Linked DNA regions of Mus musculus: region 2 is linked to region 1. A link is a loop called in an ENCODE intact Hi-C map of the cell type or tissue named here. Cell type or tissue: left cerebral cortex. All regions are shown on one strand. Each heading gives the region's core, and the rest is flanking DNA. Links, peaks and the distances in the headings are about the cores only.

Region 1 (5,000 bases), core at 1-5,000:
TCGCTGGTCGGGCAGATTTTCTGTGTCCCTGCTCCTGCTGGCACAGGCCCCTCATGATTGTTTTGGAACAGATATTGCATCCCACTCACCCATGATTCTAAGATCCTGGGTGTGCTAGGGTGCCTGGAGTGTGGAGAGTCCTCTGGGGACCATGGGACAGCCTGTCAAGTTTGTGCCCAAGGTGGCTCAGAGCTTGTATCACTAACTTTTAAGAAGATACAAAATAGCAAAAGAAAATAAACACACATAAAAAAATAATTTAAAAAATTTCAATTTCACATTGAAAATATTTTACCTACTTCAAAACCATATGAATAGGTACTAAAGTTTTCTTATAGTGTTTTATAGTTTGTTCTTACACCTAAATCTCAGATTCATGTGAATTGTCTTATGTAGAATGTTAGCTTTATTTTCCATACCACCAATCTGTTCTTAAAAGTAAACATTGCTCTTAATTTTTATGAGAGAACAGGTCTGAATCGCTCTCATGTTATACACATATGCAGGATTTGTGAGACAAAAAAAGCATACCATCTCTTCATGTGGATATATCCACAGACTTCCTCTTGTGGTTTATTTTGAGCTTTTTGACTTTTTTATAAACAGGTTTCCCTTCTCTTCCCATTAAATGCCATGGGCATTCTTACCTTGGATAGATCAACAAGCAGAGGGGTACACAATATTGAACATCAAGTCTTTGTTTATTTCTCAAAATTGGAACATACTCCAATATTCCCCATACCCCAAACTGTAGCATGACAACAGCACAGGAAGACTCACATGCACATGAGACATCAGCACACACAGAACCACATGCACACACTGGAATTCAACTCCTAACATCAGCCAAGGTCACACATGCACATTTGACTCCTGGCGCTGGCACTGTTTTGACACGTATCTAACAGAACTCTTAGGTGTTTGCCTTTATCAAGCTACCAGAATGATTGAAGAGATACTGGGAACAAATGTAATGTCCCACACCTCTGGAGAATGGATGTCCATGTTCGAGAAGCTGAGATGGTCGTCAGTGAAGCACTCTTCTTTATCTTTGCTTGGTAATGTACAGAGAAAGAGAACTCTAGTATCTCCATGCCTTTGTGAAAGAACGCCAGACCCTGCTCTCTGACCTCATTTTATTTTATCTCCTTCAATATGACTATATTTGCAGTTATTACTTCAAACTGTGGGTGTGGAAGGAAGATGATTCAGTACATGGCAGTTTAAATATTTATATATAATATGATCCAAACACTTTGAAATTTTTTTTCAAATAAATGTGAGAACAGAAGTATTTGAAAATGTCCAAATTGCATCCCCATCATATCATTTAGCCTGTAGTGTAGTTTAGCCCAGGCTGTGCCAAGAGTCCTTATTGTTGGAGAAGACATGAATGCAGCCAGATTCTACTTCTCAGTCTCTCAATGGGAGGGGATGACATAGACTTTTGAAGAAGCAAATGACTACTAATTCCACAATGAACCTCAATCATACCCCTTCACGAAATGATCCCCTGAGCTACATGATCCACTGAATCGTGATAATGCCAGATCCCTGAAGACAGCTTATCAGATGAGAAACTTACTGGAGTTTAGATAGTGAAGGTATACATGGACTTTGATCCATTTTCTAGGTCTTTAGCACATTGTGAGATAGATAAAAGGATGTATCTGGTTTCCCCAAACCAAAGGTCCTTTTGTTACTGTTGGCCTGTTGTAACTAAAAGCTGATAGCCATTGCTCTGAACCATTGGACTCCTTGACTGTCTGGGATAAGGAAGTCATGGATAAATGGTAAAGTTCTCTTCTGAATAGAATACAAGAGGATTTGGAAGTTTGGGTCAAAGAAAGGCAGGAAATAGAATCAGTATTTTTTCCTCTAAAGCTAAGCATTATTTCTGGAAATGGAAAGATGAGTGCTGAGAACTGAAGCCTGTATTTGGCAGGTCGTTCTAAGCCCTCCTCCACAGTCTGTCCAGGAGAACACACACAGTAAGTTCAGTCCTTTTTATGGACAAGTGGTAATCTGCAGAGAATGCAAAAACACCAGACTGGTGAGAAGCCAAGCAAATCTTACAGTGGAGGAAGGAAGAGGGAGGAGCTGCCAACTCTGCTAATGAGGAGTGCCCAAGGCTGACAGAGTGAGAAAACCTTTCCTCAGGATAGCCCTTCCTCCCCCTCCTCCACTTTTCCCCTGGAAAGCACGTAGCTGAGTACCTGCTGGGGAACCGCACTTGGAGCTACCTGGAGTGGCTAAACCCACTGCATGTGTTGTAGTGATCATTCAACAATTCCCACGGCTGCTTTGTGGGAAGCCGCTCTCTTAAGCCTCTGGTTTAAGAATTTAGAATAATCATGTAAAAATGATCCCCCTGTGCTCCATGATCCCCTGAATCTCACTAATGCTGGATCCCTGAAGAGGGCTTATTACTGGCGAGACTCAGTACCTCTCTCTTGGCTCATGTTTCACACGGATCTCTTATGGTTTCAGCTGTAAACCTCACTGCTGATAAAGGGGGTATAATGAACCTTGCTGCTCCATGAGAAGGTAATCTGGGCTAGAGGAGCAGTTACCCACTCTATCTCCAGGCACAGAGGCTGGGATGAGAGATGCGTTCTCTAGCTGCAGGAAATAAAGGCACAGTGCTACTTCTTGTATCCCAGGCTTTGCCCTGGCAAGAGAGGCTGAATATGAAGATCATGATTTGGAACTGGATACATGTTTAATTTAATGACTAATTACTCCAATATTTTTTTTTCAAAGATTTAATCTTACTAGCTTGTAATTATGTGGATTATGTGCAAGTGCATATGTGTGTGTGAGAGTAGCTGCCCCAGAGATTATACTCTAGGATTGCCCTGTAGCTGGAGGTACAGGTGGTTGTGATACACCTGAGATGGGTGCTGGGAACTGACTTTGGGTCCTGTGCAAGAGCAGCAGCACACTTTACCACTGATCCATCTCTCCGGGCTCCATAAAAGAAACATTCTGGTTTTGTTTGTTTATTTGTTTAGTTCATAGCTACTAACAGAAGGACTCTTCATTGCTGTGTAAGTTCAATACAAATCCCTGTGTCTCCGTGAAAAGACCCACCATATAAAGGTGGTTTTCTCCAAGTTTAGCAACCTGAGTTTCATCCAAAGGTCCCACGTGGTATACGGAGAGAGCTTACTCCAGCCCATCACCCACACTCCACACTCACACACCATTCATATGCACATACACTAAACACATGAATAAGGAAACACATGTCTTAAGAATTTTAAAGACACACAGCCTTAGGAAGGATCTCTAGTTTCCCTATCTTGATCATTCTAGAATATGGCTATGCCGTAAGTCTCTTGCTTTGTCTGGCAGTGCCATCTTGGCCATGTATTTCGCTGCTGGAAGTCTGCTATGGCCGTAAGCACAGCATGGTGATGTTGTTTGGCTTCCCCTTTCCCAATAATTTCCCATCTATGAAGTGACAAGAGAAAAAGGTCCTTGTAGATATCAAAAAGTCATTTCCAGAACCAAGTTCTTTGTTAGTGCTTTGGCACATGTTGCTACAAAGTGTGTTTATGAACATAGAATTTCACACTTCAAATGGCTTGCCTCTGTATCAAGCTTTATTCTTTCTCAAATACTTACAACCAAGGGCTCATTTGCAGCTACAGCATCCAAGCAAGGGACTAGACGATCTTATTCTAGACAGATGATTCTGGTGAGGTTGCTTGCTAACTCTACTGCTAAGTGTGGCTGTTCACAGGAACAAGAATGCCGGCTTTCAATCAAGGGCACTTCCAAACATCACTTCTTTCAAACCAGTGGTCACCTGATCAGATTCTGTACTGAAAACGGGGATGGAGCATGGGTGAGATCCGAGGGAGAAAGAACCTCTAAAAGGATGATTGTGATTGTCTTGTTACCAAGGCAGATATTTTTCTCTTATTTTTCAGTACTAAAGGGTGAAGGGAAATTGGACTGTATGTTCGAGAAGGCCTTTCCTGGGTGAAGTCAATGTTTGCATCATAGAATGAAATGCCCTAGACTCTACTATAGGCACCCTATAGTAGAGGCACAGTCAGGGTTTTTGCTTTGCAGATATACCCCTAGGGATTAGATTAACCTGCAAGAATCTTCTGATGTAACTCAAAGCAGGTTTCAGTCCATGGTGCAAACACACACACACATACACAGTTCTGAAGGGTGAAAAGGCAGGTTCTGGGGACAGAAGGTTGGATTCTAAAGGACCAGAAGGGACATCTGCTTTTCCAGACAGCCTTGTCTTCTCCAGATAAAGATGACAAGTAAAAGTGCCTGTAAGCACACTTCACAGTCACTGAGTTATGGCAAGGCATCTATCACTAGGACCCCTTCCCCCCCCCCCCCCCCCCCCGCCTGTCTGACCTGGTAGGGCTATAAGGAAAGCACTTCTCACTTCCTTAACTTTAGGAGAGAGAGAGAAAAAGGCACCTCCTTTTACTCTCTGCTTCCTGAATAAAGGATTAGTATTATTTTTCCTTCCTCCAGTGAACTCCCTTGCCCTTCATCCTCAGTAGATTGTCTGGCTTTGTGTTTCTCTGCCAAGATGTCACTGCTGAACAAATCACAGGCCTTACTGCTGCCCAGTTCACGCTGCGATGACTTTGTATTCAGAATCGCTTGAGGTCATCTCAATGGGAGTAATGGGTAAGAATGAGAATTTACCCCCAACTTGAATTAAAATAACTTCCAAGTACTTCCTAGAGCAGGAACAAAGATGAAACGAGCCCCCAAATTATGGGAGCATTTGAAATAACAAGGCAAGGTTGTCCTTTGAAATGTACTCAGCCACATTTGTTTGCCTTTAGTCAAATCACCTTAATCAAGGACATTGGGCTATAGGAACAAATGGTTAAAGCTTGTGGAAGGAAACTGGCCAATTTGCCTTTCTTTCTTTCTTTCTTTCTTTCTTTCTTTCTTTCTTTCTTTCTTTCTTTCTTTCTTTCTTTCTCTCTTACTTATCTTTTTACATTATT
Region 2 (8,686 bases), core at 1,732-6,731, 1.7 Mb after region 1:
AAATGTTACTAAGATATGATACTTTTAGCAGTCTTTCTGACTGTGGAAGACAGAACAGTACATTCTCTTAAAGAAACACAAGCTTCTGTGAGTGAATTTCTCACTTTCTGGGAGAGTCTATTCAAAGTTGGTGAGGAATTAAAAAGAAAAGTTAAGTTTAATCGCCCCCAGACATCACGAGAGACAAGCAACGGATAGAACGTGGCTGGGAGGTTTTCAACCTAGGTTCAGAACTTAACTTTCCTGCAAATCTCAAACTTATTCACTTAATTCCCATCTCTTTTATTCTTAAAGAGATTTTGAGAAAAAAAGTCATTAGAGATTATGTTAAAATTTTGCCGTAGTTTCTAGGGGAAAAATAATCATATAATACAACAGAATGACTGGGATTGAAGTGAAGTATTTTCATGACATCAAAAATGAGACTGGGTAAAATTTGAATACAGGGTTTATTTTTTATTTAGTGTATTTATAAAACTGGAGCTACCTCAGTATGGTTTAGATCAGTAGTTCTCCACCATCCTAATACTACTAATAATACTAATAATACTACTAATAATACTCTAATGCAGTTCTTAGCGTGGTGACCCCAACCATAAAATTATTTTCCTTACTACTCTGTATTTTTTGCTACTATTATATATCAAGATGTAAATATCTGTGTTTTCTCATGGTCTTAGGCAATCTCTGTGAAAGGCTCATTTAACTTCCAAAGGGGTCATGACCCACAGGTTGAGAACCACCAATGTAGAACTAATCCTGTTTGCCTCCCGTTTCTAAAACTTCTAAAATTTCATTTTAGTAGTGTTATGTTTACTCATATGGTACATTTTTATACATATGCCAGCTTTCACATTTCAGAGAGAGAATTGGTAACCTTCAGAGAGCATATGATGCACAAAGAAAAGCATTTATCAATTCAGTTCTTCACAAAAGTGTTAACCAGCTTGTATCAACAGCTGTTTATTATTGATCAAATGACCATACTGTCTGCACTTTTTAATGTTATAGGCTTTTGGAAATTCAGTGAAAAATTCAGAGTCACGTGGTGAAGAGAAAATATTCTTTAAGTTAGAACTAAAGTTCTCTGTGTGTATATCGCATCTTGCTACAGAAAGCATTCTCACTGTGGCTCCTGTGCTTCTTATCGTTTGCAAGAATAGAGTTGGTATACGTGATATCTGCAGTCCCTGTCATGGATCTTTTATTTGTCATTTACTGTTTCTTATTCCTGAATCCTACTTTAATTGCCTTCTTATTCTTCTGAAATATTGTGGAAGGACAGAATCACACATTCTGATATGTGCTTTATTGATTCATATCCTAAGATAATATGGTCGAAGTAGTTGCCTATGGGATTGGGTTTGGCATTAGGAGAAATTGTAGGATTTATAAACAGTCATTCTACATGTCTAAAAAAATGTAGCTTTGGTGCTACATCTACTCATGTAAAACAGTTATAGATCTTAGCCAAAGCCACTGTAATTGGCACAGATAGAGAGAGGGGGCAAGTAGGATAACATGGACAGTGATCCTCAATTTACAGGACATAGTGAATTGCTATCCTGCCTCAGTAGGAAGGAACTGAAGAATTAATTGTGAGCAATTGTTAATATGTGTTGTAAATGTAACACTTAAATTCACAACCCGGTCAAAAAGGCATAATATTTGGTGCATGGGTAAATAAAAAAAATATTGTATAATGATTTCTATATTGTAAAGACAAAGGAAACCTTTTGATTTATGTTTGCTGCTATTCCTATTATTGATGTTCTACAATAAACTTTAGTATTATATGAAAATCATTCTCTTTTGCACTCCACTATACAGCCGTCTTTCTGTTCTGACCATGGAGTGTTTAGTGATACAGCCATTTGCAAGGATGTTTAAATAAGCTATAGCCATGTAACCACTGTCGCATTTCTCAGCAAAACCTGAAACAAGGAAGATCATTTTGTTGCAGTTGCAGTGACTTTTTCATGTGAGAGATTTTGATAGTTTATTTGTGAAATGTTAGTTATTTGAACTCAGTCCAACCTTAGAGATGGGCATTTAATAGGAAGTCTTGGGATAATCAGGACCTTTCTTCCTCTTAGTTGGCTTATTAAGTTCTCATTAATGCAGGGAAAAACTATGTAGTATTTTTGGAAAGCTACATGCCTTATAGCTTTTTATTATTTTCATTTAAAATTGTATTTATTTTAATTAATTTATTTATTAGGATGGGAGCATGTACTCCTGTGCTATGGCATGTATATGACCAGAGGACAAGTTGCTGGATTCAATTCTGTATTTCTACCATGTAGAGCTTATTCAAGGTCTGTCCTCAGGCTGATGACCTGCTAAGCTATCTCTATTGTCTTTTTTTTTCTTTTTTTTTAAATTAGGTATTTTCCCCGTTTACATTTTCAATGCTATCCCAAAGGTCCCCCATACCCACCCACCCCCAATCCCCTACCCACCCACTGCCCCTTTTTGGCCCTGCATACACTAGCAAGATTTTGATGAAAGGACCCAGATATAGCTCTCTCTTGTGAGACTATGCCGGGGCCTAGCAAACACAGAAGTGGATGATCACAGTCAGCTATTGGATGGGTCACACGGCCCCTAATGGAGGAGCTAGAGAAATTACCCAAGGAGCTAAAGGGAACTGCAACCCTATAGGTAGAACAACAATATGAACTAACCAGTACCCGGGAGCTCTTGTCTTTAGCTACATATGTATCTCTATTGTCTTTAAATTTCCTGTTTGCAGATGTGAGGCAGACTTTAGTCCAATAAGTAGTTTCCAAATGGTGTTTCATTCTTCTTTGCAAACATAGGAGACAGATTCTGAGCTTCAGTAATGTGTTGACAGCCACCCATGAGCCTGCCTTTAACGTTCAGTCATTTAATCAGATTCACACCTTGTCCTAGAAGTGGCCCAGCACAAAGAGGAAATCACCCCAGATTCTGTGGTTCTGGATTTGTTGTTATGAAAACAACACAGCACACAATGTAATTTCAAGACCCATCCTGACCCCTTCCCACTCTCACCTAATTTGTGTTTCATTCAGAAGATATGCCCAGAACTGGCCAGATGTATTACAGCAATACTTCAGTTTTTCACTACAAGTACATCCCTGTAATAGAGTAACTACTAGTAGTCGTTAGTAGAGTTAAAAAGTTTCCCGATTCTTCTACAAACTTGTTAAGTACTAAGGAATAATAGAGATCTTTTAGTTAGAAAGTTTTCTTTTTAAAAAAAAGTTTATACAAGGCTTTATGTTATATTTATTTTTTTCTCCTGCTTGCACAAACTGGATGTAGACGCATAAACATAGTACATTTCTACCATCTTCAACACAAATATAACCAATATGTACAATTATTGTATTAAAAATACAAAAGGGATACAGACTACACCGATGCCCTTCTAAAAGACATGCAGGTACAAGTGGTATCAAAAGCATGAGGAAACCATCAGTTAATTTTAGTTAGAAAGTTTTAAAACCAAATGATTTGCCATTTTTTAATCTAGAAATTTTATGACAATATGGACTGGAATAACCTTGTTTCATGTAGATACTGGATAAAAATACTTGCCTAGAATTTAAGGATGCTGAGGTAATTGTCTAGAATTTAGGGAAGCCGGGGGTAATTGAATTAATTGAACATTCAATTAAAAATCTCATGCCAGTTAGAAAATGTCTTAGCAATTATTCAAATAAGAATACAAACCAGTTAATATGACTTGACTGTTGTTGAACAGGACAAAGAAAGAGTACAGAGGAAACAGTGCCTTCTGACATAATGGTTGGACATACACCAACGTGCTGAATTAATTTTCCATTTGACTTCTGAAAGCAAGTATGGCAATTAGAACAGCACAGTAAATAAGTAAATATATCATTATTGAACAAGAGGCTAGAGTAGATAGTGTTTAAAATTAGGCAGGCTAGATGGCTCAGTGGGTAAAGGGGCTTGCTGCCAAACCTGATAAAATGAGTTCAATCCCTAGGTTCTACATGGCAGAAAGAGGTTCCTGACTTTTGTAAGTTCCCCTGACTTCCACACACATGCCATGCCACTTGTGTATAAGCATACAACATATTTGGTAATATAGATATAGATATAGATATAGATAGAGACACATATAGATATAGATATAGATGACATAGATATAGATGACATAGATAGAGATAGAGATAGAGATAGAGATAGAGATAGAGATAGAGATAGAGATAGAGATAGAGATAGAGATAGAGATAGAGCACTTGATATCTTATGACACAAAGAAAAAGAAGCCCTACCTTCAAGAACCAGATTTGTGGATCCCCAGCCTAGACTCAGAAGCCAGATTCTTTAATACAGGTGTGTTAAAAAGTTGCACTTCTATCACATGTATGGAGACTAAGATAAACTTGGCTGAAGGAGTCTTTCCTATCCTGGTCCATGTAGTTGCTGCCATCCTAGATATAGCAAGGGATAGCATTCTGTATATTTTTCAACCTGCAGGGAGCTGCCTGGTCACTGTTTATCATAACAGCGAAAGTCTGTTTTCTACCTTCCTTTCTCCAGTTGATGAAAGAACAAAATCATTGAGTCATAAAACTCATCTGGATTTCTAATCTCTCTTCGAGAAAAAGTAAACTGTTGTTCTTGGACTAGCCCCAGGGACTGCTGTTTAATTTCTCAGCTCATTTTTCCCTCTTGGCTAATGTATGTGTATGGGTCCCTCTATAGCTCCCTTTTGAAAATGTGCATTTTTAATACTACAAAAGCAGAGAAAAATCATTTTTTGGTAAATATTCTTTCAGTCGCTTTGCAATCAATGTAGTTGGAGCTAACAAGCAGATGGATGTATTTGAATGCCATTATCTTGTGTACAATGATATTATCTGTTTCATGAAAAATTCAGCAGTTTGGGCTGCTTTAGTAAAGGCAAGATGGAAGTAAAAAAAAAAAATAGCAAGAAAAACATGATCAGACTCCGAATCCCTGAGGGGTCCCATTGCATCATTTAGCAGGAGAATGAGCAGTGCGGGAGAGGCAGACATGGTGGGGCTGCTGTCTGCGTTCCTTCTGCTGTTCTTGGCTTCAGGTCACATACAAGCCCCACAGCTGTAGGTGGGAGCTCCTGGGCCTGCTAAAGCATCACACCGTGACATTTTTATCATCCGTCTAAGAGAAGAAAATAAATTTGCTAACAGAATAGGGCTGGCAGGCTCATACCACCTTGTCAAATTTCAGTCATCTCTTGGTCTAGCCTGAGCCAGGGGAAACGGGAATGTGGGCCAGAAGGCGGAGTGATGGACATGGAGGAGACTGAAAGAATCTGCAAGAAGAATGTGGGTTTTCTGAAAGAAGAGCATGGGTGTTTTAAAATTAGAAGTGTGACAAATGAAGACGCTTGGGCTGTGGGGAAGATACTTACATTTTTTCCTTCTATGAGCCAAGCAGACTTTGACATAGATAAAATGAAGTTGAAAGTTTTGTTGATTTGGAGGGATGGTTGTGTTGATAATGTGAAGACAAAAACTCAAATAAGCTCTGTCTAAAAAACATTTTTTAAGTTTGATATTGTCTTGTGATTGAAATAGATCTTAAAAGAGACCCCGTTCAAGATGACAGCTAGGACTTTTTCCTAAACAAGGAGTTGTCTTATCGGAGTACACTTTATGTTTGTGCCTTTGTTGTAGGCTGACTTATTGTGTTTTTGTGTTTGCTCATGTGGATCCATGTGCGTGTGTGCACTCATATGGAGGCTAGAGGTTAGCCTGCCACATCCACCATTGCTCTTGTGTGGTCCCTCTTGTTTACGTATAAGACTTGGCAGGGTGGCCAGTGACCCCAGATATCTACCCGTCTCTGCCTCCCAAGCACCTGCCATCATAACTTTTTGTTTGTTTGTTTGTTTTGTTTTTATTGAGACAGGGTTTCTCTGTGTAGCCCTGGCTGTCCTGAAACTCACTCTATAGACCAGGCCAGCCTTGAACGTGGATTCTAGAGATAGAGCTTGGGTCCCTCCTTTATCACCTGCACTATCTCTGCAGCCCAGTGTCCTGTTCCTCTATAAAAGCATATGTAAAGCCCCATTATTCCAGTGAGGGCTTCCTCACTGAATAGCTCTTAAGACTAATTAGCATTGTGTACTTCACAGTGCACAGTACTCCTTCATATTGTGCCTGGCATTTTGCATTTTCCATATCAGGCTTGTCATTGCTTGGAGTTAATCTTCATGGTTTCAGCACCTATAAGCTGATTTAAACACATTAGACACCGTCAGAATGTAACTTACTGGCAATATCGATTAAAAATGTTATAATTTATGTTTATATAGTAACACGAATAATGATGTGTATCATTGCAAGAAATATAAAATATTAACACTGCAATGCTCTTTATAAAATATTTCCCTGATCTTAATAAGAACTTCTGCTTGTTAGATTGCTCTTGTTTTCCTCTCTGGCTTATCTCAGTTATTATGTGAACTTAAGGTTTAGTTGGGTAAAATAATGCAGGGTGAACAGCTGGCAGAAGTGGATTTAGGTAAGTTCTGAGAATCAGCACAGGTGTGCAGAGGTGTTCTGCTCAGAAGCCAACACACACATATGAGTATAACATGACCTGCAGTAGTGTAAACTGCAGCACCTCGATTCATTGTCTTCTGTGAAGGACACAAAGGACATTGTAGGAATGCGGTTTTCTCTGGAAGGAGTACCAGGGCAGGAGGAGCTGTCATGGCATTTGCTAACAGCAGCATACTTGCTAAAGAGTGGTTCCATAGGCTTAATCTCCTCCACGACACTATGTTCCCTCCTCCTTTGTGCATTATCTTTCTGAACAAGGAGTGCTTCCTCATCTTGATCCATCTCATTCCACGTTCCTCCTCCTTGTCTTCTTTTTTCTCTCTTGGCTGCTATTGGCCATAGGTTTCACTGTACATGATCATTTAATAGTTTTATTAAAGTAATAAGGAACTTTGAAATCACTCCATTGATACATTTTCTTTTTTCAATGCACATATGTCTTCGTGTATTTCATTGGGAGTTCTGTAACAAAAAGTTTTCCCACTTGGTAAATTGTAGTGATTTCTCTTTAAAAATTCTCTGCTATTATAAAAAAAAAATGTTAGGCTAAAGCCAGATATTCTATAGAAATTGCTTTCTAATTTTTATATGGGTAAGAGTTTTTTATTTAAAACCATGCAAAATATGATTAAAATGTCTAAAAAGCAAAGTAGCCAATTAAATTTTTGTAGGGTACTCTAAGTAGAATTTATGTAAAAGTCTAGTAATGAGACAATCCCAAAGAATCAAAGACCAACAAATAACTTCCATCATGGTGAATCAATGGATGATTTAGCAATGAATCATATTTGTTGTTTATAGAGTACAGACAAACATATCAACACGCATCTACACTCAATGCAGAAAATAGATGTTCAAGATTCATTTTCTGCTTTACTGACTTATAAGTATGATAGAGGTTATATCTTTACAATTGACCTAGTATATTAGATAGGGCATACTGTACAAATCATATAATATTTCCAACAAGAAATGAAAGACTTTCAGATTTAATAAGACTTATGCTGAGAACATTGGCCAGGTGTTGTGGTGGCAATAGATGACATGACTACCTGCCCTACAAAAGTATGTCATCATATTTCTTGATGCAGATTTTAAAGAAATGTGCTTTTGTGGATAACATGACTGTTGGCAGTATCAAAACTCTTATTATTCTGCCCAAGAAGGCAGGGTCTACATATGCTGCTTGTTGGATCTGGGGCTCTCAGTATATGAAAGACTTCACTAAATGTTTGCCATTTTTGTGATATTAACTTTAAAAATAAAAAAAATTGCTATGAAATGCTAACTATACTCTAAAATAACAGAATATTTTTAGACCTTGGATCAAAAACATTATGTAAGTGTGGTATTTAAAATTCTCTTATTACTGTAATAAATTGAGATAACTACATTGGCATTAATTCGCCATTCATTTAACACTCAGAATGACAGCTTTCACTCCAAAAATTCATCAGCATTGTTACCCTTCAGATCCTGTCTTTAAGAATATATTAAAATCTAAGATCTAATTTTTTTTTAATCAGCCTAGGAAGCTGCCAGCTATTTAAGATGAGCCTATCTTTCAAGCCAGATTTTATTCTTTGGAGAAAACAAATAAACAAATAAAAAATAAAATCAAAGAAAAAAAAAACAAAGCAACTGTAGCTTCATATCTGTAATTTGATCTCACTTGACTGTTTTCCAGAGGCTCAAGGAAGGTTAGAAAGGAAGTATGGGATTAAAAAAATATTTAATCTAAGTTGTAAAGGAGCTTGGAACCACACTGCAAGCATCATAATTAACTTTAATAATTATAAATGTAAATGCAGACAAGCCACAAGGTTTTAATGGTGTGCCACATGCTTCTGCTAATTATTTTAGAGTTTGGACACATTCAGTGCCAGCTAATTATAAACCCTGCTATGGAAATCATCTGTTTATATTAGACTTATTGATCTCTAGTGTTTAAGCAATATGAAAAGGGAAATCTACAATGCTGGACCATCTGCTTTGTATTCCTAATTGCTTTTAAGGAATCAAATATATAAATAGTCAGCTTTTTATATACTGGGCTTCAAACTCCTTCAAGAAGCTTAGCACAAACCCAAGTGAAAAATTAAAAACCATTTGAA

What was found. Peaks named below come from ENCODE experiments on the same cell type or tissue, not always from the same donor. Only the 100,000 strongest peaks of a DNase experiment are listed, where the experiment ranks them.
Region 2: it touches region 1 in a loop (3-fold over the local background); 3 of 42 quality-filtered maps call a loop at or near these places.

What each region holds. Positions count from the first base shown.
Region 1 is chr11:25,308,890-25,313,889 of GRCm38, forward strand. The region is part of intron 1 of Gm12069 (predicted gene 12069); the gene reads left to right. Among named protein-coding and RNA genes, the nearest start is that of Gm12069, 10 kb to the left of the region's middle. In left cerebral cortex, for the core only: no CTCF peak of the experiment used is centred there; a DNase peak (open chromatin) is centred at 2,051.
Region 2 is chr11:26,967,640-26,976,325 of GRCm38, forward strand. No RefSeq gene overlaps it. Among named protein-coding and RNA genes, the nearest start is that of Gm25387, 350 kb to the right of the region's middle. In left cerebral cortex, for the core only: no CTCF peak of the experiment used is centred there; DNase peaks (open chromatin) are centred at 4,678 and 5,262; H3K27ac peaks cover 1,674 bases.